6 separate regions of the Mus musculus genome follow, and all the other regions are linked to region 3. The links are chromatin loops, found by intact Hi-C in ENCODE. Cell type or tissue: left cerebral cortex. All regions are shown on one strand.

Region 1 (4,000 bases), 1.3 Mb before region 3:
GAAAATAATCAATTGAGTAAGAAATTGATTTTTTTCTTTTGCTTCATTGAGTTAGAGTCTTATTAAATAAGCCCCACCTGGGTTTGAATTCTCAATCCTCCTGACCCAGCATCCTGAGTGCTGGGACTATAGGAAAGTGTTACCCTGATGCATGGCAAGTGATTTGGTTTGTGCAAAGACAAATTTTTATTAGTTTCTGTCAGTTTCCGTCTTTTCACTTTTGGATCCTATTCAATTCTTCTGAAGGAAAGAGCCAAAATTTCACCGTTAGATAGTGGTCTACATATGATTTCCCATAAAGAATGAATTATGCTTTAGGAGCAGAATCAAGGATATACTATATCAGAGATCTCTAGATGGGAAGTGAAGCATTCCAAGGACATTTTAGTTTTTGCATGCGCTGCATGGCTGTTTTGTGACGATTATAAAGACAAAATATATAAACAACAGTGTAATCGATCCGCGTAGTGAATGTTCTCATATGGGAGTCAAATATACAGAAATGGCTTGAAATTTTTTACACTAACAGTCAAAGCGAGTAATGTTTTATGAATTTCCTCAGGAGGATAGAGTGTTAGTGGGTCAGATAAAAGCTTACAAAAACAAAGCTGGGCAGACACCACTGAGAAAGTCTCAGACAATATATTGCACTTAGTTCAATTCCACACATTTTTCCTAGTCATCCACAGTATCTGGAAGTGCATCCAAGGAAGCTTGGCTTTTAATACCCTCCATGATACAATTTTGATACACACCCACCCTGGAATTCTACAATTTAAATGAGCATTCTTACTTCCTGAAATGAAGAGAGAGGATCAGGACATAGAGCTTAGGTGTTGCTATGGAAACGTGTTTTAGTTCATTTAAAAAAATATTTTGCATTATACTTATTTGTTTATCCTGTCCTTGAGGTGTGCATGTGCTGTGGCACATGTGTGGGGGTCAAAGGACAACTGGCAAGAAATCAACTCTCGCCTTTCTCCATGTGTGTTTGGGGGATTAAATTCAGGTCATTGGGCTTGGTGACAAGGACCTTTGCAGGCTGAACCATCTTTCCAGTTCCCATTCACTTCTTTATCAATAAATATTGATTGCACAGCTGTGTGCTCACAACGATGACTAAAAGAGACAAAGATTTTCAGTTCAGAAAACTGAATATGTTAAAGAGTTTAAAAGAAGCCCACAATGATAGGGAGGGACTATGCAATAGACTGTTTTTCTTTCTTTTTTTTTAATTGTTCTATAATTTATAATATTGAATACTGGGAATGGTGCCCCTAACTTAGTAGAAGAGGTAAGAAAACAAATGGTGCCGGGCAGTGGTGGCACATGCCTTTAATCTTAGCACTTGGGAAGCAGAGGCAGGCAGATTTCTGAGTTCGAAGTCAGCTGGTCTACAGAGTGAGTTCCAGGACAGCCAGGGCTACACAGAGAAACCCTGTCTCGAAAAACCAAAAAAAAAAAAAAAAAAAAAAAAGAAAGAAAGAAATGGATGGACAGATGGATGGATGGATGGATGAGTGGTTAGATAAATAGATGATTGATGATAGACAGACAGATCGATAAATGGATAGGTGGACAGACAGACAGACAGACACAGATATACATACACAGAGATACAGATAGAGACAGAGATGGGGAGGTGACAGACACTGTTGAGAGTGGAATTAGGAAGCCATGCATCTGGAAACCAAGGAAGAATTTTAAGGATGAAGTTGAGGTTGCCAAAGGTCAAGGGCCATAAAGATTGGAGAGTGCCAAGTGCATAAATCATACCCATACTACTTTTAAGGACCCAGGAATGAAAGGTGGGGCATTAAACGGGGTTGGCTGGATGTAGGAAGATAAAATCAAGGGTCAGTGCACATAAACCACATATAGAGAAGAAGAAAAAAAATGTCAAAAATAGCTCAAACACAAATGAGGTTAATGTTAAGGAGATATATTTTGAGGACATGAACATTATTGAAAATAAGGATGAAAAATGCCCAAAGAAAAGTCATTTAAAATTGTTAGGAAAAAGGTTGAAAATTCTATAACGAGGTGGAAATAGCTCCGTGGAGTTTTAATAAGTAGAAAGAACAAATTGCCCTTCAGACAATTCCGTTCTTCAATGACAGACAATCTAAATCTGTTTATTGAAATCATGCCTTTGGCTATGTTTGCTTGGATTTAATTGTTTTAGGTGGTGAATACAAAATGGGGGCTTGTATAAGCACCTCCGGGTGCTGGAATAATAGGGTAGAACTCTCCAGTCGGTATAAACATGATATCTGTGTTTCTTGAAAGGTGACCATCCAACCCCCTCAGTATTTTTTTCCACCAGGTGGCAATGCCCACTTACAATTGAGACGTAGAAAGCTCAACCAGATGAAAATGGTAAGCACTCTGCATTTCTGAAAGAAGCCCTGACAACTGTTTTAGTATAGGATGCTGACATTGTCATCAGAGTGGCAATGAAAAATTCATGGCAGATTCCTACACTTCTTAGTCTACAGGACACACAGAGAGACCAAAGGGATAGCGCTGGACACTTCATACTAAAATCACATCACCTGACGGTGTGAATGCAAAATGGATTTTTCTAGAAAGAAGAGCCAAGGTTTTATTTATTTGTTTGTAAAGGGAATGCTGGGGGGCATCAGACAAACAAGAGGAAAGGAGGAGAAAGGGACTAGGGAAGAACAAAAAATTAGAAATGAAGAGAACATATTCATAAATCCATACTCAGTCACATTTGTTGAATACAATAAAAAGACACCCTATTAATATGCAATCTAGTGTAACCCAGACCTCAAAGCTGCATGAAACAACAAATGCAGCATTTGCTTTTCTAAAGACATACTTTATTATTTTAAAAGTATGTGTTTGTGTGTGAGAGTGGAGTGGATATGTGAGCTTGAGGGTAGCTACCCATGGAGTCCAGCAGGAGGCTTCAGGTCCTCTGTATCTGGAGTTTTTGGTGGCTCTGAGCTATCCAACATGGGTTCTGCGAATCAGACTAAGGCCATCTGCAAGAGCACTGACCACTCTTAACTGCTAAGCCATCTTCCCATCTCCTTTCATGACTTGATCGTTACATTTGTCTGCTTGTTTGTTCATCTGCAGTACTGAGTATGAAACCTAGGAGCTTGCTCATGTGAATCAACTACTTTCTCACTAAGATCCATTCCCAGCAACCTATTAATTTCTTTCTAAGGCCATGCGTACTTCCTCTCCTTCTCCTTCTCCTGGCATGGCAGATCTCCTTCTTCCTCATTCCTCTGTCCCAAGCTTAGGATTCCTAAAAACCTCCCCTCTGTCTGCCTTGCACATCCATTGGCTTCCAGCATCTTTATTGACCAAGCAGAACCAATTGGAGGCAGGGTCTTACTTGCAGACACTCATGTAAGCAGTTTTGGGGACCAAAATTCACATTCCAATACAAGCAGCATTAGGCCAAGCACACACAAAGATGCTCTTACCAACCTCTTGGTCTGATTTTGATCCTTGGGATTTAAATCATGTGAGGAGAGAAGCAACTCTAGCAAGCTTTCCCCTGACCTCCACACATGAGCCATGACAGATACCATGCATGTATACACATACTCACACATGACAATTTTCTAACAAATAATAAAGGTTTTAGAACCAAAACATGGAGCTTGGTCTTAGTTCTGATACTTAATAGTCATTGATGTTGAATAAAAATTTAAGGCTTGAGGTAGGCATTACATTTAAAATATTTTTGGGGGGCGTAAGAGTTGGGCAAGTGGTTAAGCACACTTGTTGCTCTTGCAGAAGCCCCAGGTTCTATTCTCAGCAGTCACACAGTGACTCACAACTGTCTGTAAGTTTAGTTCCAGGGACTCTTCTGCACTCAGTAGACAACAGGCATATAAGTTGATCATGCACACATATAATGCCAAAGCATTCATACCTATAAAATGAAATAAATAAATCTAAACAAAACAAAACATCTAATCCCCTTCTCTCAACAAAGCTACTCCTTGTTATCCCT
Region 2 (4,000 bases), 1.5 Mb before region 3:
AGACGTTCTAAGTATGAAGCATGCGTGTACAGTGGCTAAATGTGATTCAGAATCATGTGAAGTTTTATTTGTTATGGTTGTTGTTGCTGTTGCCGTTGATTTGATGTGCTCTGTGTTTGAGATAGGGTCTTACTTCATAGCTCCGGCTGTCCTAGAACTCACTAAATAGACAAGGCTGGCCTCAAACCTCACAAGGGACTGCCTGCATCTGCCCCACTGAGCGTTAGGATTTGAGCTATGCTTCACAGGACAGCATGATGCTAAGATTTCTGTGATATAAGGAGTGTTTTGTGGGGTTAGATATACAGTTCTGTAGCTAAGAGAACTCACTGTTCTTGCTCAGTGTCTTTTTCATTTCTTGTGCTTTCCCTCCTAAATGTTATGTTCCCTTCTTATCAAAAGGACCAAGAGGAATATTTTATTAAATCCAATAGCTTCAGGAAAGCTAACAGATCACTGAGGTGTCTTCTAGGTAAGACCCAGTGCATACCATCAGAGAATGAATTCCTACGTAGCCAGGTTAAACTTAATACCTTCCAAGTTTATGTCTTCAGTGTTCTCTGTTGACAGTGTCTGGATAAAGGTGTCATTGTGGGTCTCGCTGTATTTCCTGCCCTGGGCAAATATACTAGTCTAATTCAAAGCACTCGTTTTGAGTAAAAAGTAATTCATTTTCAATGTATGCATGTGAATGTTTGCTTGCATGTTCGCAGGTGTGTATATCAGAGATGATAGTTCTTGTTTGGCAACTTTAAAGGTTATTTAAAAAATTCAGGTTTGAAGCCTATTACAACTTAGTTTGGAAGGTACTGTTTGGTCATACTTTACAGGACTTACGTCTACAGTGGTTCCTTATAAATAAAATATTTAACAGTCATGAATGGATCAGATATCGGACCTCAAATGATTTTTCTCTTCAAGTAAACAAATTGAACTTATTATATTTCATGCATTTTGAGGTAACAAATGACTTCGTGGGATATAACAGGAAACCAAGCTAATTTCCCATCAGTTGCTCTGTTGAAGATTGTCCTACTGTAATATCTTGTAATATTTTCATTGGGGGGGGGCATTTGGGTTTATTTTAGCAGAAATTTGGAGTAGAAGTATTCCACTCTGACATGATCATTCATTTCTGTCTCAGGACCTAGGTAGATTTTAATAGATGGGATGAGAGAAAGGACTGTTTTTGTCTCTCAAGGAATTGCTAAACCAGATGTGGTAAAATGAGGGGGAGGCTTTTAGATTTTAGCTGAAAAGCACTATCTAGACAGACTAAAAAACCAACAAACTGACATCAAATCAGTAGCTAAGCCAGATAGCAGTGGGTATGTCTGAATCCACCGCTGGTCAGCTAGTTACAACTCTCCGAGGTTACTTTTCCAGGTCACTTCTTATTGTGTATTTGTGGAGGATTTGTGGTCCAAGCAAGCAGATGACCATCTGTTTCTACATCAAAGGCATCCATCTCCAAAGTTGCTCACTGAAAACGGGGTCAAGGTTGGATTTAGTTCTGCAAAGCCACACAAAATGAACTGCTGGTTTTAATACATTTCAAGTTTTAAAATAGTTTAGTCTGTACGATATTTGTGTATAAAACAAAAATACTAGATTCATGGTATTATAATTAGTTCCTCTGGATCATCATATTTCATATTTGACTCTTGACAAAGGAAAAAAGCTACAACGTCACCCTTCAAAGATGATCTCTAAAGCCTTCTTTTTCTGTTTCAGTAGATTTTAAAGTGATAATAACATTGACTTATAATGACCTTGATATTAACAACAAAACATATTTTACAATAAGATGTTTATAAATGAATATTGTTTGTCTGGATAATAGGAGAGCCTTCTTTAACTCTGAGGTTTTTCAAATTATCATTTACTCAAGGTTTATATTAAAATCGAAAACATCAAAACTAAGACACTTGTCTAACCACCTATCCTCTTCAAAGATGCATAAACACCAGAACTTCCACTGGATTCCAAAAGAGGGCAGTGGAAGTCCACAGATGTGTTCAATGGTGTTGCTGGGGGGAAAATATTCCCTGAAAGAAAAGTTTTCTGAAGAGTAACATGTATTAATCCAGCTACTTAAGGAAATGAGAATTATGGCACTTAATTAAAGAGTATTGACGCCATCTGAAATACCACCTCCCAACCGCCACATTTTGTATTCATTAATGATAAAAAGATATAGATCAGGGACTAGTCAAGGCAATCTTCTTATAAGGGTCAATGACTTATCTCTCTTTCACGATAATCTTACAAAATTATCCTTAAATAAAAAGCTAGTGAGCAAAATAAGAGAATTTTATGTGGCGATGTTTGCATTCATTATCTCGTTCACAAAGAGAAATGTTGCTAAATATTTCCTAAAAGCTCATACTCCTAGGGATACATTTTTTTTTCTCTTTTAATTAAATGATTTTAAACCTATAATTTTAAAAGAGAGCAGATCTCTAGTTGCTGTTACATTTTTGCCAGTGATATTCAGCCAGGGTTTGAATTTTATAGCGCACATGAACAGAAATAGATAAAATAGTAAGTGACCAGTTGTCCACTTTTGATAAAGTTCTTGCTTTTTGAATATATGCATACATTACATTTGAAACTGAAAGTTTCCCCAAGACAGATACAACTTGTTTAAAATAGAAACCTTAACTTAATTTGTAGAATAATATAGCTAAAATGTCTATTTATGAAAATTTTTTTACTGGGTCTTTCTTTGTCAGATCCCTTATTCATGTCTTCTTTTTATTTGATGTTTTCATTTGTTCCCTGTATTTTTTTTTCCTCTGCAGACTTCAAAACATGTTTAGTAATGGAAATAAATGCACATCATGTCATTTGGATCTCTTCTGGAATTGATGCTGCTACAAAATACAGCTTTTTCTTACATTTGAATTAAATTACTGCCTCCATGCTTTTGAAAAGTTACAATATAACATTTTTATTTCAATTCTCCATTTCTTTTGTACTTGTAGAGCATTAGACACCAGTGGGTTAATCATGTAAGAAATATAAGCAGCCATTAGGAATATATCCCAATGAATCAGACTTTTCTTCCCAAAGACATGCTATTGCCCTGTCTACACATCTTCCTCCCATTTCAAATACAAGTACATAAAATAGGTGTCTATCTCACTTACAAATGTGTGTGTATATTTCATATTAAAATTATATATTTTACATGTGCTGTATGTACACATATCCCCAACAAGTTTTAGTAATATATATTGTGGACTCCTCCAAGTCTTCGTCCCTTCACTATGTAATTTTTAACTGACTATCCATCAGTCTAGCATCTGGACTCAGCATTATTCATTTATTCTTCCCTGTAAATGAATGATATAACTGAAACTATTGTAGGCAAGAGATTGAAAATCCATCCAAAGCGAAAAGCGTTCTTTGATAGCCACTCAACATCCTTTGACTCGTTACCCTGACTTGTTAAATGAGGTTTATGACCAGCCTACACAACGGGCGAGTGACTACTAAAAGTGGTGTTCTGTGAGAAGGCAAATACTGACGCTATGGTTTTAAGGATGAGATCTGCATTTCATTGATGAGATTTTAGGAGCAGGAACAAGGTAGAGGATGGTACTCTTGATTCTGAAAGTCCCTACTGCTCATGATGCTTTGTTTTTGACCAGGTTTTGCCCTGGAAAGTCACAGAGGGGTCAGAATGATGCCATTTCCCGCCATGGTCAGATTCTCTGAACTATTTGCAAATTCTGATTTTTGCACCTATATAAAAGACAAAGTTATACTAACTCTGTCATTATACATATCATAAGCATACATTGAGTAACCACACTTAAATTTCAGCTACAAGATAATGAAGAACTTGTCAGAGTTGGTGAGAGCTGATATTAAAGGAAAGCTAATGTCATGGGAAATTATGTATTAAAGCTTAGGTAGAAAGGGCTCAGCTTTCTGCCTTATCCTGCCGAAGTCACTTTTAACCACCTCTTAGTTCCACACCCAGATAATACCC
Region 3 (4,000 bases):
AATAAGGCTTGTAAACACACACACACACACACACACACACACAGAGTCAGAGAGAGAAAGAGACACAGATACAGACAATCTCTCTCTATCTCTCTCTCTCTCTCTCTCTCACACACACACACACACACACATGCAAACCACCCACAAAACATACATGTACCTGAAAATAATGGTATTCACTAGCACAGGTAAGACACAGTAGAACACACACACACACACAGAGCACATGTCACCTTGGCAGGGCATATATCCCAAACTGAGGTTTCCTTGATGAATGCCCCTGAACTTCCTCTGTCCAAACCTCCAGGGTAGCTTCTCGCACAGAGTCTGAGTGGGAAGAGCCACCCATGACCAGAGGAGAAAGCCACAAGGCTCCGACTCAGACCACACGAGGTAGGGTAGCATGAGGAAGGCAATGGAGGCCTTGCAGCAGGGCCTCGAGTCTGGCTCTCAGATGTCACATCTGCTTGATCAGGCAGAGAGCTGTCGGTCAGGGCCTCAGTGTCACAGGCATCCAGAGGTGACCACAAGGGAGTTGCTGGGGTCTTGGGAGGACTAAACAGCAAGACCGAAGCAAAGCTCTTATCTCACAGGAAGCACTTCTGTAACCAATGGTCTTTTAGGAAACTCCGTCCCGTAGACAAAAACCAACTCAAGATGGATTCCAGAACTCTAATATAGGGAAGAGACTGGCCACCAACTCCATGCTCTTCACACACACCCTGTAACTGAAATGGATGTATTCCATCTTGAAACCTGAACTGTGAGTGTCTGTGAGTTCCTGTCTTGGTAATCAAGAGCTCTGCATGGCTGAAGAGCCACATTCGCACAGAGCTGCTCGGGGCCGTGTGGACACAGCGGACACGCTGGGCTTTCCTGGGCTATCATGGGGGTCCACGTGCTGCAGTGACTGATGGTGGGTCTCCTTTCCGTTCCTGCCTCTCTTTCCGTGGTCTCCTTTCTCTTTTTTGAGAAGCCACACAACTCCTGAGCCTCTGTGAGGCACCAGATAGTACACTTGCAGGTGAGTGAGCCTTAGGATAGCGTAAGAATAAAAGTACAAATTGTCCTTTGCCAGGCGACAGGGGGCCCTCTGGCCCAGGGGAAGCTGGGAGTTAGCCTGCTTGGCTAGGACAGCTTCTCCAGGTTCCTCCTTTCCCACTGCCCTCCCCAGCTGGGGTGGGGTCACAACCTCCCTTAGCCCTGCCTGCCTCTGGACAAGTCTAGCTCAGGCCCCACACTGTGCCTGGCCCTAGGGGCAGGCAGATCTAGGAGGAGCAGCCCAGCCCCCAGCCCCCACCCCCACCCCCACCAGCCGGCTGCATTTGTTCCAGGGGGGCAAGGGTCTGGTGCAGTGACCCCTGGGACTCGCCTCTCAGTCACTGGCCCAGGCAGCTGGGAAAGGCTCTGACCTCCACAGAGACAGAGGGCTTCTGGGAGAGGAGCCCCAGAAGAGAGGCCTGAACTCAGAACCTACTCTGTTTTCCTGAGAACAGTCCTGGTCTTAAATGGAGCTACAAAAAGGAAAGCACTTCCAATCAGGAGCTTAGCTCTTCATTTGGCTTTCCCTGTAAGAGACAATCTTATCACCTTCTTCCAAACGCCCCCCGCCCCCCTCCCCCCCCCCCAAACCATAGCTTCAGTGAGACCCGGGTGACCCAAACCCCTGCCTCTGCGTACAGAAACCCCAAAGAAGGACGTGCTTTTAAAACAACATCTACAAACAAGCTTGTGAGGAAACCCCTTGGCTCCGCAGTGAGTGGGTGTGCACTGAAAACGGAATGAATGAAGTGACCCTGCTCAGGGGTGGAAGGGGTACACATTTGTGCAACCAGAATAGACCTCGGAGAGAACTATTTCTAAGGCAAACTCACGGAGGCTCTTTGTTTTCGGTCGCCCCTTGAAGGGTTTGACACAGAATGACTGCAAAGCTCATCTAGGAAAGAGTTTCCAATCTCTCCTCCTTCCTCCTCTTCTTCCCCCGCCCCCCCCTTCTCCTCCTTCTCCTCCTCCTCTTCCTCTTCTTCCTCCTCTTCCTACCCTTCTTCCATTCTGTGTTTAGCTAGCTTTCTCTCCTAAGTACAAACTCTAGACAAGAGTTCAGACTAGCTATCACTTCTGCCCCAAAGACAGTGATCACCACCAGGTCAGGATGCAGATGGCTCTAAACCGTTCTTTAGCACACTAGGGCGTCTGACCCGCTGCTGGGGAAGCTGCAGGAACACACAGCACAGAACACAATACCAACACCCCAAACTTCCTTCGCTGCAGGAGAAACTAGCTCTGAGCTCTGCATTTGTGCTCAAGCAGAACGGGCAGGCGTCAGGCGCTGCGCCCCACCAGCAGCCAGGGCACAGTCGGGCGCCTGGATGACCACTGCAGCTCAGCCAGGGGCCCGGAGGAGAAAGCAGGCACACGGTGGAGCCACAGCGCCATCAAGTGGTCAGTTTGCGAATGGTCGCGAGACGCATGCCCTGAGCTCAGGGACAATGTCCAGGGTTCCCAGTGTCAACTGTCCCTGGAGAAAACAGGGCTGCCAAGCCTTCATTCCAGGACGTGGGGCAGGAGCCTACAGCCGGACACCATCTGTCAAGGCATGCGACACCCTCCAGGGCTGACCTGGAATCTGCCCTGGAGGATGTTCGGAGACCCTGTTCCAACTCTGAGAGAGGTCATAACCCAGGCACCGCCCTCTCCTCTAGCAATGTGCTCAGAGCCTACAGGTTTCTCAAGAGCTATGGGGCAGAGAGGGCACCACCTGAGTAGCAGGCCTATCAGCCTGCCTGAATTATGCAGGGATGGGGCAACAGAGAGACAGCAAGGCAGCTGCGAGTCCAGGCTGTGGGAAGGAATGGAGCCTCCGAGTGGGAGTTGCCGCCTGCAGCCCTGACAGGCCATGGCTTTAACACTCCCTTCTGGAACTCAGCATTTAATTCCAAGTGCCTCCTGGGACAGATCTGGTCCTTGGAGTCAAATTACAGTCCAAGAAGGACTCAAAACACAAAAATAAAAACACATACTTTGCAAATAGAGGAGTGTTCCAGACCAGTGTATATCTGAAGACCTAATTATATTATTTTCCTGCACATTTATAACTATGATAGAATTTAGTATGAAAAGCAAATTAAGAGATTATCAATAACTATTAAACAACCAGAATAATTATAACAATACACTGGGGGGGGGGTGTTAAAAAAATCACTCAATATTTACAAATTCTTTATTTCTGAAATTTTCTACTTAATATATTCTGATACCGTTTCCAGCAGAAAATAGAGTTGCAGACATGAGAGGGGGCAGTGCTGTGTAAAGGCGGACAGAACAGTGGGGCGCCCTCTGTCCTAGTGCTGGCTCTGCACATGCAATCTCTGTCCTAGTGCTGGCTCCACTGCACACAGGACCTTGTTCAGCTTTCACCACAACCTTAGGAGATGGGTTCTTTTTATGATCTTTTTCTATAGGAAAGGCAGAACCCAGAAATGAAACACCCTACCCCTAGCTGCCCATTGGAGAGGGACAAAGCCAGGCCTGGATTCCAACACTGGCTTCCTGCCTCCAGACGCCATCCTCCCTCCCTCCCTCCCTCCCTCCCTCCCTCCCTCCTTTCTCTCCCTCCAGGGGGAACAAGGTTTTATCAGACAGAGATGTGCACATTTTTCAAGAGGGAGGGGCATCTTTGCAGACAGAGCTGGCTAGAAATGCCTAGCTAGGTTTGGGCATGAGAGATTGTGCAGGTGAGGGGCTGAGGCCTTCAGGGTGGACCCTGCCCTTTCTAGCTTCACTCCCACACCAATCTTAGGCCTCCCTCCCGGAAGCACCTTCTGCATGGGCCCCTCCCTGCTCTGGCTTCTGCAATTGACTTCCAGGCCAGCGTGCCCAGCTCGCCCTTGGAGCTGCCAGGACTCAAGGTTATTCAATGACACCCCAACTGCCAGATACAAAGAAACTGTTCTCAACCCTCCCTCCCCTGGAGGCTCATAGCTCTGACATTCCCACTTGC
Region 4 (4,000 bases), 380 kb before region 3:
TGCTGTAAACGCCAGCGAAGTCCCGGGTACCACGGAGACAGCATCGAAAAGTGGGGGTGGGGGGTTGTGGAGGGTCCTAGTCTAGACACGCTCGCGTGCACGCGCACACACACACACACACACACACATACACACACACACACACACACACACACACACACACACATCGGTTCACACGGAGACCGTTCCAAAACTGTGACATTCCGAGAGTAGAGAGCAAACTTACACACTCGGACGTCCCGGGTCCCCCGCTTGCCCCGCGCCCCCCTCCAAGTCCCCTCACCCCACCATCCACCCTCTGGCTGAGCTCCCCTCCCTTCTCCTCCCCTCCTGTCTCGTCACCCAACCCGGAGCCACAATCCTCCCCAGCCCCCCTTCCAAAATCCGGTCCAATCAGCGACTTGCCAACACTGATGACTCAAGAGCTAGCCGTGATTGGCCCGAGGTATCTAACGTGAAGGAGGAGTATTTATTAGAGACCCTGAGCTGGAAGTCGGAGAGCCGAGAGCGCTGCTCGGAACTGCCTGGAAACTTCTGTGGGAGCGACAACTTTACCAGTTTCAGTCCAGGAACTTTTCTTTGCAAGAGAGACGAGGTGCAAGTGGCCCCGGTTTCGTTCTCTGTTTTCCCTCCCTCCTCCTCCGCTCCGACTCGCCTTCCCCGGGTTTAGAGCCGGCAGCTGAGACCCGCCACCCAGCGCCTCTGCTAAGTGCCCGCCGCCGCAGCCCGGTGACGCGCCAACCTCCCCGGGAGCCGTTCGCTCGGCGTCCGCGTCCGGGCAGCTGAGGGAAGAGGAGCCCCAGCCGCCGCGGCTTCTCGCCTTTCCCGGCCACCCGCCCCCTGCCCCGGGCTCGCGTATGAATCTCCTGGACCCCTTCATGAAGATGACCGACGAGCAGGAGAAGGGCCTGTCTGGCGCCCCCAGCCCCACCATGTCGGAGGACTCGGCTGGTTCGCCCTGTCCCTCGGGCTCCGGCTCGGACACGGAGAACACCCGGCCCCAGGAGAACACCTTCCCCAAGGGCGAGCCGGATCTGAAGAAGGAGAGCGAGGAAGATAAGTTCCCCGTGTGCATCCGCGAGGCGGTCAGCCAGGTGCTGAAGGGCTACGACTGGACGCTGGTGCCCATGCCCGTGCGCGTCAACGGCTCCAGCAAGAACAAGCCACACGTCAAGCGACCCATGAACGCCTTCATGGTGTGGGCGCAGGCTGCGCGCAGGAAGCTGGCAGACCAGTACCCGCATCTGCACAACGCGGAGCTCAGCAAGACTCTGGGCAAGCTCTGGAGGTGAGCGCGCGGGCCGCCAGGGAGGGCTCGGTGGCTAGGGGGGACGCGGGCTGCACTCACCGACCCCGCCCCGCCTCCCTGAGCCGCGGAGTTGTGCATCCTGGGGTCTTTGGTCCAGGATGCAGGGCGGCCGGGGGCGGGGGGAGGGAGTGGCTCAGATTTTGAGAAAGTTCTTGGGATTGCTCTTGGTTATGGCGGGGGGGGGGGGAATGGGGGCGTGAATATGACTGCTTTTAGGAAGGTAGAAAGGAGTGAGGGGGTGTGCCAGCCTGGTCCCTCTGGAAAGGAACAATTAGAGGAAGCAAGCCCACCTTCCTTAGGCCAACTGCGCTCATTCCTGGGGAGATGGAGTGAAGGGAAAGTGTAACTGAGACTAGAGGAGACCCAGGCAAGAATTGGGCAAAGCTACTGAGAACCGGCAGGGGCATGGATCAACAGAGCGAGCTTCTTGCAATTTAAATGGGTTTTCGGAAAGTTTTTACTGCGTGTTGGGAGGGGTGGACCGCTCCGGTAGCAAAGGCGTTTAGAGCAGCCTCAGCAGGGAGCTATTTCCATCTTCAGGGTTTCCAAAATAGGAGGCCAGGGGAGGGGGCGGGGCGAAGAGTGACCGCTCAGGTCGACTCTGAGCACTTTTTTAAAAAGAAAAAGAAAGGAAAAAAAAAGTTCTGAGTCTCAGAGAGGGATGGAAAGCAGACTGGAGGGAGGGGGTAGTGCGCGAAGGAGGGGTGGGGACCTGACAGCTCCCGGGGTTTCATTGACCCCCTCCCTCTTTTCTTCTGCCCCCCCCCCCCAGGCTGCTGAACGAGAGCGAGAAGAGACCCTTCGTGGAGGAGGCGGAGCGGCTGCGCGTGCAGCACAAGAAAGACCACCCCGATTACAAGTACCAGCCCCGGCGGAGGAAGTCGGTGAAGAACGGACAAGCGGAGGCCGAAGAGGCCACGGAACAGACTCACATCTCTCCTAATGCTATCTTCAAGGCGCTGCAAGCCGACTCCCCACATTCCTCCTCCGGCATGAGTGAGGTGCACTCCCCGGGCGAGCACTCTGGTGAGCAAGGCGCGAGTGGTCCCCTAGGGGGTCCTCCTGGCACACTCTTAAGGTGCCCCCCTCCCCAGAAGTATCTGACTTTGCATTCCCTGAAGTAAGGAAACACTATTCTCTGCATCCCCCTCCCAGTTCAGGGCGCTCAAAAACAGCCAAGTTGGCGCGCGGGCGCGGGTGAACACAGGCACACACACACACACATACACACACACACACACACACACACACACACACACACACACATCTCAAACCTTGAATCCTGAGCTGGATTCTTTATTGCAAGGTAACATGTCTTAATTGCTTTACGAAACTTACCCACTTTTCTCTTTGCGCCTCACCCCAAAAGCACACATTCTTCTACAGGTAGCAATTTAGTCTTCCGGACCCTTGGGACCTCAGACCCCTCCCCTGATAAAAGGAGCTTGCCTAGTGTGTACCTGCGGGTTAATCATTCGGCGACTTATCGCTGGTGCAGCGCGCCTCCAGCGCGGGAGCGGGTCCTAATGACACCTTGGCAACCAGGGAGAGTCCCCAGGGGGCTCCTAAGAGTAGGGGCTTTGCAAAGCGCTTGTTGATTTTTTACCGTTTGTCTTTCTCTTTTATGGCCTGCAGGGCAATCTCAGGGTCCGCCGACCCCACCCACCACTCCCAAAACCGACGTGCAAGCTGGCAAAGTTGATCTGAAGCGAGAGGGGCGCCCTCTGGCAGAGGGGGGCAGACAGCCCCCCATCGACTTCCGCGACGTGGACATCGGTGAACTGAGCAGCGACGTCATCTCCAACATTGAGACCTTCGACGTCAATGAGTTTGACCAATACTTGCCACCCAACGGCCACCCAGGGGTTCCGGCCACCCACGGCCAGGTCACCTACACTGGCAGTTACGGCATCAGCAGCACCGCACCCACCCCTGCGACCGCGGGCCACGTGTGGATGTCGAAGCAGCAGGCGCCGCCCCCTCCTCCGCAGCAGCCTCCGCAGGCCCCGCAAGCCCCACAGGCGCCTCCGCAGCAGCAAGCACCCCCGCAGCAGCCGCAGGCACCCCAGCAGCAGCAGGCACACACGCTCACCACGCTGAGCAGCGAGCCAGGCCAGTCCCAGCGAACGCACATCAAGACGGAGCAGCTGAGCCCCAGCCACTACAGCGAGCAGCAGCAGCACTCCCCGCAACAGATCTCCTACAGCCCCTTCAACCTTCCTCACTACAGCCCCTCCTACCCGCCCATCACCCGCTCGCAATACGACTACGCTGACCATCAGAACTCCGGCTCCTACTACAGTCACGCAGCCGGCCAGGGCTCAGGGCTCTACTCCACCTTCACTTACATGAACCCCGCGCAGCGCCCCATGTACACCCCCATCGCTGACACCTCCGGGGTCCCTTCCATCCCGCAGACCCACAGCCCGCAGCACTGGGAACAACCAGTCTACACACAGCTCACCAGACCCTGAGAAGAGAAAAGCTATGGTGACAGAGCTGATCTTTTTTTTTTTTTTTTTTAAAGAAGAAAAGAAAGAAACGAAAAGAAAAAGCTGAAGAAATCAAGAACCAATTGAAATTCCTTTGGACACTTTTTTTTTTTTGTCTGTCGTTAATTTTTAAAGACATGTAAAGGAAGGTAACGATTGCTGGGATTCCAGGAGAGAGACTTTAAGACTTTGTCTGAGC
Region 5 (4,000 bases), 1.6 Mb before region 3:
GTACACATGTCTATGTGCATGTGTATTGGAGTCCAAGCCACAAATTTTGGTTGTCTTCTTCAGGGGTCATCAGTTGTTCTATTGAGGATGAGTCCATTACTGACCCTGATAATTGTCAATTAGGCTGGGTTGCTGTTCAACAAGTGGTAGGGATCACCTGTCTTCTCTTCCCCTGGACTAGAAATATGCGCCATACTTTTTTTTTTAATTATTGTTTTACCTTTAATTTTTAAAAGTATTGTTTTTTAGTGTCATTTATGTGCACTGTGCTTCTATCATGTCTCTTATCCCTCTCCTCCCACCAACTAATCTGCTGATCCCCCAACTCCTTTCAAACTCATAGCCCCTTTTTCTTGAGCTATTATATATATATATATATATATATATATATATATATATACATATATACACATATACATATATGTGTATATGTGTGTATATGTGTATATGTATATATATATGTATATATGTGTGTATATGTATATATATACATATATAAGAATAAATATATAAATATATAAGAATAAATATATAAATATAGCCAGCAGAGTCCAGGAAGTGTTGCTAGTGTGCACATGTATTGGACTGAGCACTTGATATTAGGCAAACAATCGCTGGGATCACATCTGAGAAACATTGACTTTCCTTTCTCATACATAGTGAACTCCCTAGAGATAGTCACATAGGTATATAAGGTCTTCGTGAGATTTTTGTCTACTCAAATTTGCACATAACTTGGTATAGTCATTGTGCAGGTCTTCTTTATGCAACCACATTATTGCATTCATAAGTACAGCTTTCCTGCAATGTATAGGGAACATAATCTTTCAGCAGACTGTTTGCTCTTATAATTATTCTACCCCCACTTTTACAATGTTCCCCAAGTATTAAGTGCAAGCAGGGGTTGTATTGTAGATGTATGAATGGGGCCTGGGAATCCTACAGTCTTTGGTCTCTGTATTTTTACAAGTCTTAGCTTCCCCTAATGGTCTCTATGTGCTACAAAATGGAGCTGCTTTTACTGCATCATCCTCAGCATCCTTTCTGTCCTTAAGCTGGATAGAGCACCCCATTTCTGCACATCCTTGTATTTCTGTACAGATCAAAACACATCGCTTAAATTTTCTTACTCATCCATCTATCTGCTATACAGAAGGCTCACAAGATGGCACACATCTGTTAATAAAACACATGCTTCAACAACTTTCTGTCTCTGCACATATATCATAAACATGGGCTATCTAAATTTGTGCTATAATTGGTGGGTATTAAAAGAGAAACCATGACCATAATTAGTGTAGACAAAAATATGTATCGTGTTCACAATCACAAGAGCTACTACTCATTTACAACACACTCAATTCACTCATCTATACAAAAGGTGAACAAATTCTTCTACATGCTGCAGTAAAGTCAGGACTAAGGCGAATATCTGTTTTGCAATACAATTTTGAGAATTGTTTAAAGAATGAATTCAGAAATAGGGTATACTAGTATTGCTGATACAATTTAACACATGAAAATATCAGGAAATTTTATTGTTGTGGCTAGCCCTGCGGCTAATTATATTTGATGTTAATTCTGTTCTCCTGTGAGGCGTTGTGAACAAAGAATGAGTCAGCACTCAGGTGATTTCCTATAAAATCATCTTCCCACCTTAATTTTTAAAATAAAGGAGAGCTGATGATTAGACAGGAAAAGGGAAGGTGGAGCGGAAAGTTGAGAGAGAGAAGAAGAAGAAAATGGGAGAGAGAGAGGACACAGAGGAGGAGGAAGAAGAAGAAAAGCTGAACAGAAGCACATGGCGTGGAGAATCTGCAAGTTCTAAGGGGTCTCATAGATGTGGAAGATGTTAGTGTAGCAGTAGATCTGCCCAATCTAGGCACACAGCATGTATTCATATTAGTTGAGTTGTATTTTCATTGCCAGGGCATATTTGGGTTGGAGATTTATCGCAATACGTTATCTATTCTGGATAGATTTCACACTAGCAGATTTCACAGAAGCAGATGGTGCTATGCCAGCTACTGGGCAAGGAAAGATGTTAGTGCCATGATAGGATGTTTGGATGCTGTGACGGACCTATGAAGCAAGTTGTGTCTACTTGTGCAGTGTGCTTAGTGGTTATCATGATGAAGCAACTGCTTGTTGAATGGATGTGTGGCCTGCTCTAGGGATTCTCCATCTGGTAAACTTGGTTAACAGCCCATGATGGGGGAGATTTATAGGCTTAGGAAGCTCCCAACTGGTGCTGCTTTAGTAGATAATCAGGTCATCAAACTGTCTTTTAAATATTTATGTCTGTTCCCATGGATTTGTGATGATCTCTACCTAGGTCAGAAAAGCCAATGAGAACCAAATCAAGAGAGATGGCCCCTGAGAGATAATATCTACCATTGACCTCTACTATCTCCATTCATTAATAAGCATTTATAGTTTTTATTATTTTGCTAATATTATAAAACTGTATTTGTCTCTAAACATAAATAACTGAAGTCTAGAATATGAGATTTCACTGTGAGCTATCACAGTGTATGTTCAGACATCCTAGAAACATGGATATTATCATTTAATAAATTGTATCTCCAATAAAAACAAAGACTTTGTTTGAAAAAATCATAAATGATGAGACATATATTTGAGACATTTCCTATGAGTAACAACAGGGGCTGTAAGGAGTAAATAGTATATTGTTTAGTGTTAAAGTCTGACATTTTAAATAGATTATTGGTTTTATGAAGCCCAGGGAACTCCCATACCCATTCTTATAAAATACCCTTTCCCTCAGATCATTTCACAATGGACATAATTTTCAGTCAAACCTTTAAAAGGCTAATATATCCATTGATAAATGTGTGTTAGCCCTGTGAGTTTTGATATTTGCTAGGCTAGTGTTATATATAAGTTATTGAAATAAAATCAAAACTATTACCTCAAAGACAGAGGGAGGGAGGAAGAGGGGAGGCGAAAAGGGGAACATGGTCAGGTATGGGAGGTAGGCAGGAGAGAAGCCCTCAAGGCCAGCAGAATGAATGGAAATATGCAACCTCAGGGAGGTAGGTGGTGGGGGACCCTCCAGAATGTACCAGAGACCTGGGAGGTGAAAGACTCTCAGAACTCGGGGGGGGGGCATAGATGAAATGCCCAACAGTGGCAAGAGGGAACTCATAGAGTCTACCTCCAGTAGAAAGTGGAGGGATAGGGTTTCCATCCCACAGTCAAAAACTCAATCCCGGAAATATTCCTGTCTAAAAGAATTGCTGGGACAAAAATGGAGAAGAGACTGAGGGAAAGGTGGTCCAACTTGAGATCCATATCAAGGGGAAACTCCAAGGCCTGACACTATCACTGATGCTATGATGTGCTTACAGACAGGAGCCTAGCATGGCTGCCCTCTGAGAGGTCCAACAAGCAGCTGACTGAGACAGATGCAGATACTTACACCCAACCATTGGACTAAAGTTGGGAACCCCAGTGGTTGAATTAAGGAAAGGCTGAAAGAAGCTGAGGAAGAGGGTAACTCTCTAGGAAGACCAGCAGTCTCAACTAACCTGGACCTCTGAGATCTCTCAGACACTGAGCCACCAACCAGGCAGCATACACTAGCTGCTCTGAGGGACTGACTGGTCTGGCCTCAGTGGGAGAAGATGTGCCTAAGTATCCAGAGATTTTGAGGCCCCATGGAGTGGGGAGTCCTGTGTGTGGGGAAGACATCCTCTTGGAGACAGGGGGGAGGGGGAATGGGATGGGGAACTCTGGGATGGCAGACCATGAGGGAGGCAATGACTGAACTATAAAAACATAGAAATAATAAAAATTTTAAAAATTGTCAGAGAGAGAGAGAGAGAGAGAGAGAGAGAGAGAGAGAGAGAGAGAGAGAGAGATTGTGCTGATGCTAGCTAGGTAATCTTGGTCCAGTAACTCCATTGTTCCAACACTGTTAAAAACAGAGGTGGGCCAAGGATGGCTACTTAGTGGGCTAAAGTTAACCCAATATGAA
Region 6 (4,000 bases), 960 kb before region 3:
TATCTTGACCTTTTTGCAAAATCAAACCAGTCTTTATGCCCTTCTTGTACCATATCCGTGTGTGGCCAAACCACGTGTTTCTTCTTCCTGTCAGCAGAGGGCTAGCTTATGTGGAGAGGGGAATTTTTCCCTTGTAGTTATCTACATAACCCAAGCCTAAGTCCCTTTTGAAGGATTAAGCAATCCTTACATGTTATGTATGATCCTTGGATTTGTTTTTGTTTGTTTGTTTGTTTGTTTGTTTGTTTTGATTGGTTGGTTGGTTGGTTGGTTGGTTGGTTGGCTGGCTGGTTGTTTTTCTTATTGCAAGAATACCCTATATGCTTTGCTGACAACATCCAATTTTAGACACATGAGCCAAGGACAGCTGAAACTGGCAACAGAGACATCCCTCTTTTCAACCGGAGGAGGTCAGCTTTGAATCAGTCCCATAGTTCCCTTTAATCCATGCATATGTTCAACTTGGCCATCAGTTAATCTAAGCTAAGCCTATAGACATCTTCCACAAAACAGATATCATGAGTCCTTGTCATCCTCGTGTTCTTGAGTCATCGAAACACATGATAGCACAGTCTCAATACAACGTTCTCTCTAGTATCTGATGTTATCATTATTCCAGAGTCTCAAAGAAAATATTGTCATAACGTTCAGTTAATTAAAGAAATATTTGTGGTTGGGAAGAAGGCTCAATTTGTGTGATTACCACTGCATAAGCTTGAAGATTTTGGATCCCTGGTTCATTCACAGAGCCTTGCAAGGCTACAGGTGCCTATACACAGGTATGGGAGGTAGAGTTTAGGGGTCAGAGACAGAAAGATGGCTGGAGCTTGCTGGCCATCCACCTTAGCCAAAATATGATAACCTTCCAGAGTCAGAGAGAGAGACTCTGCTTCAAGGGACTATAGTGGAGATGAACAGAAGTAGGTACCCTACCTCCTCCTCTGGTCTCTGTAGAGACCCACCTGCTCGATTATACTCATACACACAGCATATGCATAAACACACAGGAATAAAATTAAATAAATTATAAATTCTCACATTTAAAAAAATGTGGTGTTAAAGGAAAAGAAAATATCTTCTTACTTAAAACTGGGCAAGGAGGAGTGAGCCTAACTTGACTGAAACTCCTTCAGTGATACTTGTGTTTTGGTCCCTCATTATTTTGACATTCAATTCCTTCTTCTCCCAAATCCTAAGACTGTATTTATCTAGTAGGAGTCTAGCACTCCATCACTGGGCCTGGGTGGCTCCCTTGGGACAATCCTTGCTATTTGTTTGTTCTTCTGGCTCCCTCCCTGCTTTCTAATCAGACCTCAACCCCCCCCCCAAAAGAATGAAAAGGCAACTTGAGGGAAGACATCTTCAATAAGACCTTCAAAATGATACCATGTACGTTGGTTGCTGCTGTTTCTTTGCTTGCCATCCCTGTCCCATGCTCTTCATCCAAGTATGAATTTGCAGACATCTTCGGTGTTAATTTTACTTCTGATTTTTTTTCTTAAGGCATTATCTGATGCCACAAATCCCCGGCACATGGTAAGCTCCGAGTTCTTTCTATATTTTATTGCTACAAATTAATAATACTTTCATTAAATAACTCAACACATTAAGTGATTAGTACTTGCCTTCACAATATTGCCAAGATAATTCAATTAAGGACCACCTTGGAAGCAATGGTTACTGCCATTGGAAAAGGTATAAGTCAGGGGGTTAGAAATCAGGATTATTATTTTTTTCTCTCTGCCATTTATGGACCAGTGATCCTGAGTGTACTTGTCTTTATGTTTTGGAAGACATGGGAACAAGACAAAAGTAACTCTTTTATGCATTCCTTCTTTCTCTGAAGTTGTCTGTGTACTCTGCTTTCAGTAATTAATCACAGCTTGTTGACTGACACTGCTCCAAGCATGGGTTTCGTTGCCCTTTTCGGTCTCCCTGAGCATCTCCTTATCTTCAAAAGATAGCCTGGCTTTCTGAAGGTCAGATCATTCACAGAGAAACAGGTGATGTTGGTTGGAGGGAGGGAGTGCCTGAGACAGCACGTAGCATTCAGAAACAGAGTGGGAGAGGCCACTGAAAGAATCCTACCAACCAAAGGAGAAACACGTCACCACAAGGAGCTATTTTGGGATACAAGGGCCAGAGAAATAGTGTACAGCCAAAAATGAATAGCATGCTGTCAGCTTTGCCTTTTAATAATAAAATAATTGAGGGGTTGGTACAGTTAGGGGCCTTTTAAGAAGTCTAGTAGGATGCTTCCATTAGAAGAGGAAGGAGCTTTAGAGGAAGAACTACCCTGTGTCTTTTTCTCAGGACTTTTCTCAGATGTCCTTCCCTTTCTCCAAGGCAAGGTTTTTCTACAACATCCCCTAGAGGGCGCAGTGACTCTCTTCCTCTTGTGTTCCCGGTAAGAGACCTTGGGCAAATAGACTTTTAGAAAGCACCCTCATAGAGAGGCAAAGGGGAGGGAGGAGAGGGCAGATGTGGGATGGAGGGAGGGCTTGTGGAGGGGTAACCTGGAAGTGGGATATCATTTGGGATGTAAACGAATAGAATGATTAACAAAAAAGAAAGAAAGTAAATGCGTTCTAAGCAAACTAGGTTCAACTAGTTCCAATGCATCTGTGAACAACCCAGACTCAAGTCTTGCTTGATAGTTTTAGTGACTGACACAAAGTGACACAAAGTGCATACCACACGCATACCTTTTTCTGTTCGCACCATCTTTCAGTTTGGACATATTAATAGATTTCATCTCCAGTCTTCACTATCCAAAGGTTGACTCCCAGAGTAGTAGGTCCACTGGAATTTTAATATTGACTCTGTTATCTCATTTAAAATCAGTTTAATCTGTCTCCTTCCCCAGATAAAAGAGTGTTTAAAATGTTTTCTACTTTCAAACTACAGCCTATTAATCTTAATGTAAGTGGTTTAAATTTTCTGTGGCAAGATTGTTTTGTGTAGATTGCCATTCCTCATATGATTTATAAGCTACATCTTTAAGGTAGGGTGTGGTCCCGTGTTTCAGAACTTTTCAGGCCCAGACGAAAGGATTGTGAGTTCAAGGTGGCATGGGCTATCTAACAAGAAACATTCTCAAAATAAAACAAACAAACAAACAAACAAACAAAAACATGTGCCCTTTAAACAAAGGCCTTTATTTTCTACTTGTGGAATATTTACTTATTTATATGTAATAAAAGTAGCACTGAAGAAATACCTGAGGTGTGTTTGCTTATTCAAAAACAGTAAGGATATTAGTATATCTCTCAGAAGATTGTCTTGGAAGCAGATGGGACCATTTACAAGAAATTCTTGGCAGAATGCCTGTCAAAGCCATATATAGTAAACAATTGGTAAATACTAGCTATTTTAACATAGCTTGTGGCATAATTCTAGAACTGTTTGACAAAGGATAGCTTGGCATCCAAAAGGTGTATCATACATTACATATCCATTTTGTTTATTGTTGCCTTTCGGTGGTCATTATGGACTCAGTGCATCTAGTTCACATACAAGGAGCGACTAGAAAATGGTTGAAATCACACAGACATATGGCTTCGTTTGACTGACTCAGTGGTTAGTTTGAGACTGAGAAACTGTATATAGCTCCTTTCATTTTAGGAGCGCCAGAATAAAAGATTTGATATGGAAGATTTTTACCACTTCCATTAGTGCTTACTCAGGTTCTCTTTCCTTACACAGCAACAAGATCATCCCTTGATCTTGACTAATATAACAATAATCAAAACATTCAAAAATGTCCAGGAAGTCCTATGTAACCAAGGCTATCTTCAGCTTCGCTCTATCAAAGATGATCTTGAACTTCATTCTATCTTCCAGCTTCCATCTCCTAAGTAAAGGGATTACAGGTGTCTACAATGATGCCCAGTTCTTAAAGGGCCGGGGATGAACCCCAGGACTTCCTGAATGCTGGGGAAATCACCCTTCCAATGGAGCTATGTCCCCAGGCCCTTAAAACCTCATCTTTAGCTCAATC

The links. Hi-C counts contacts between places; a loop is a spot of excess contacts. Peaks named below come from ENCODE experiments on the same cell type or tissue, not always from the same donor. Only the 100,000 strongest peaks of a DNase experiment are listed, where the experiment ranks them.
Region 1: a loop joins it to region 3, with 14 times the contacts of the local background. A loop is called at or near these places in 6 of 42 quality-filtered maps.
Region 2: a loop joins it to region 3, with 9 times the contacts of the local background. A loop is called at or near these places in 20 of 42 quality-filtered maps.
Region 4: it touches region 3 in a loop (10-fold over the local background); 28 of 42 quality-filtered maps call a loop at or near these places.
Region 5: a loop joins it to region 3, with 8 times the contacts of the local background. A loop is called at or near these places in 2 of 42 quality-filtered maps.
Region 6: it touches region 3 in a loop (8-fold over the local background); 15 of 42 quality-filtered maps call a loop at or near these places.

The regions. Positions count from the first base shown.
Region 1 is chr11:111,901,954-111,905,953 of GRCm38, forward strand. No RefSeq gene overlaps it. Among named protein-coding and RNA genes, the nearest start is that of Gm30337, 100 kb to the left of the region's middle. In left cerebral cortex, CTCF peaks have their summits at 2,336 (motif pointing right), 2,922 and 3,121; a DNase peak (open chromatin) is centred at 2,342.
Region 2 is chr11:111,651,077-111,655,076 of GRCm38, forward strand. The region is part of intron 2 of Gm30219 (a long non-coding RNA gene); the gene reads right to left. Among named protein-coding and RNA genes, the nearest start is that of Gm30219, 5.9 kb to the right of the region's middle. In left cerebral cortex, a CTCF peak has its summit at 1,977 (motif pointing right); a DNase peak (open chromatin) is centred at 1,988.
Region 3 is chr11:113,162,871-113,166,870 of GRCm38, forward strand. All of the region lies in intron 1 of 2610035D17Rik (RIKEN cDNA 2610035D17 gene), which reads right to left. All of the region lies in intron 1 of LOC115487747 (a long non-coding RNA gene), which reads right to left. Among named protein-coding and RNA genes, the nearest start is that of Gm39467, 31 kb to the left of the region's middle. In left cerebral cortex, a CTCF peak has its summit at 2,431 (motif pointing left); DNase peaks (open chromatin) are centred at 2,363 and 2,812; H3K4me3 peaks cover 426 bases; H3K27ac peaks cover 842 bases.
Region 4 is chr11:112,781,728-112,785,727 of GRCm38, forward strand. It overlaps Sox9 (SRY (sex determining region Y)-box 9), which reads left to right and starts at 483. Exons shown (of 3, transcript NM_011448.4): 1 at 483-1,288; 2 at 2,082-2,335; 3 at 2,945-4,000. The coding sequence starts at 858. The coding sequence ends at 3,783. RefSeq lists a cis regulatory region at 89-103 and a promoter at 305-812. In left cerebral cortex, no CTCF peak of the experiment used is centred here; DNase peaks (open chromatin) are centred at 443, 1,116, 1,701, 2,369 and 2 more places; H3K4me3 peaks cover 3,894 bases; H3K27ac peaks cover 2,007 bases.
Region 5 is chr11:111,547,752-111,551,751 of GRCm38, forward strand. No RefSeq gene overlaps it. Among named protein-coding and RNA genes, the nearest start is that of Gm30158, 37 kb to the left of the region's middle. In left cerebral cortex, no CTCF peak of the experiment used is centred here; a DNase peak (open chromatin) is centred at 2,036.
Region 6 is chr11:112,207,223-112,211,222 of GRCm38, forward strand. No RefSeq gene overlaps it. Among named protein-coding and RNA genes, the nearest start is that of Gm39461, 52 kb to the left of the region's middle. In left cerebral cortex, a CTCF peak has its summit at 2,370 (motif pointing right); a DNase peak (open chromatin) is centred at 2,378.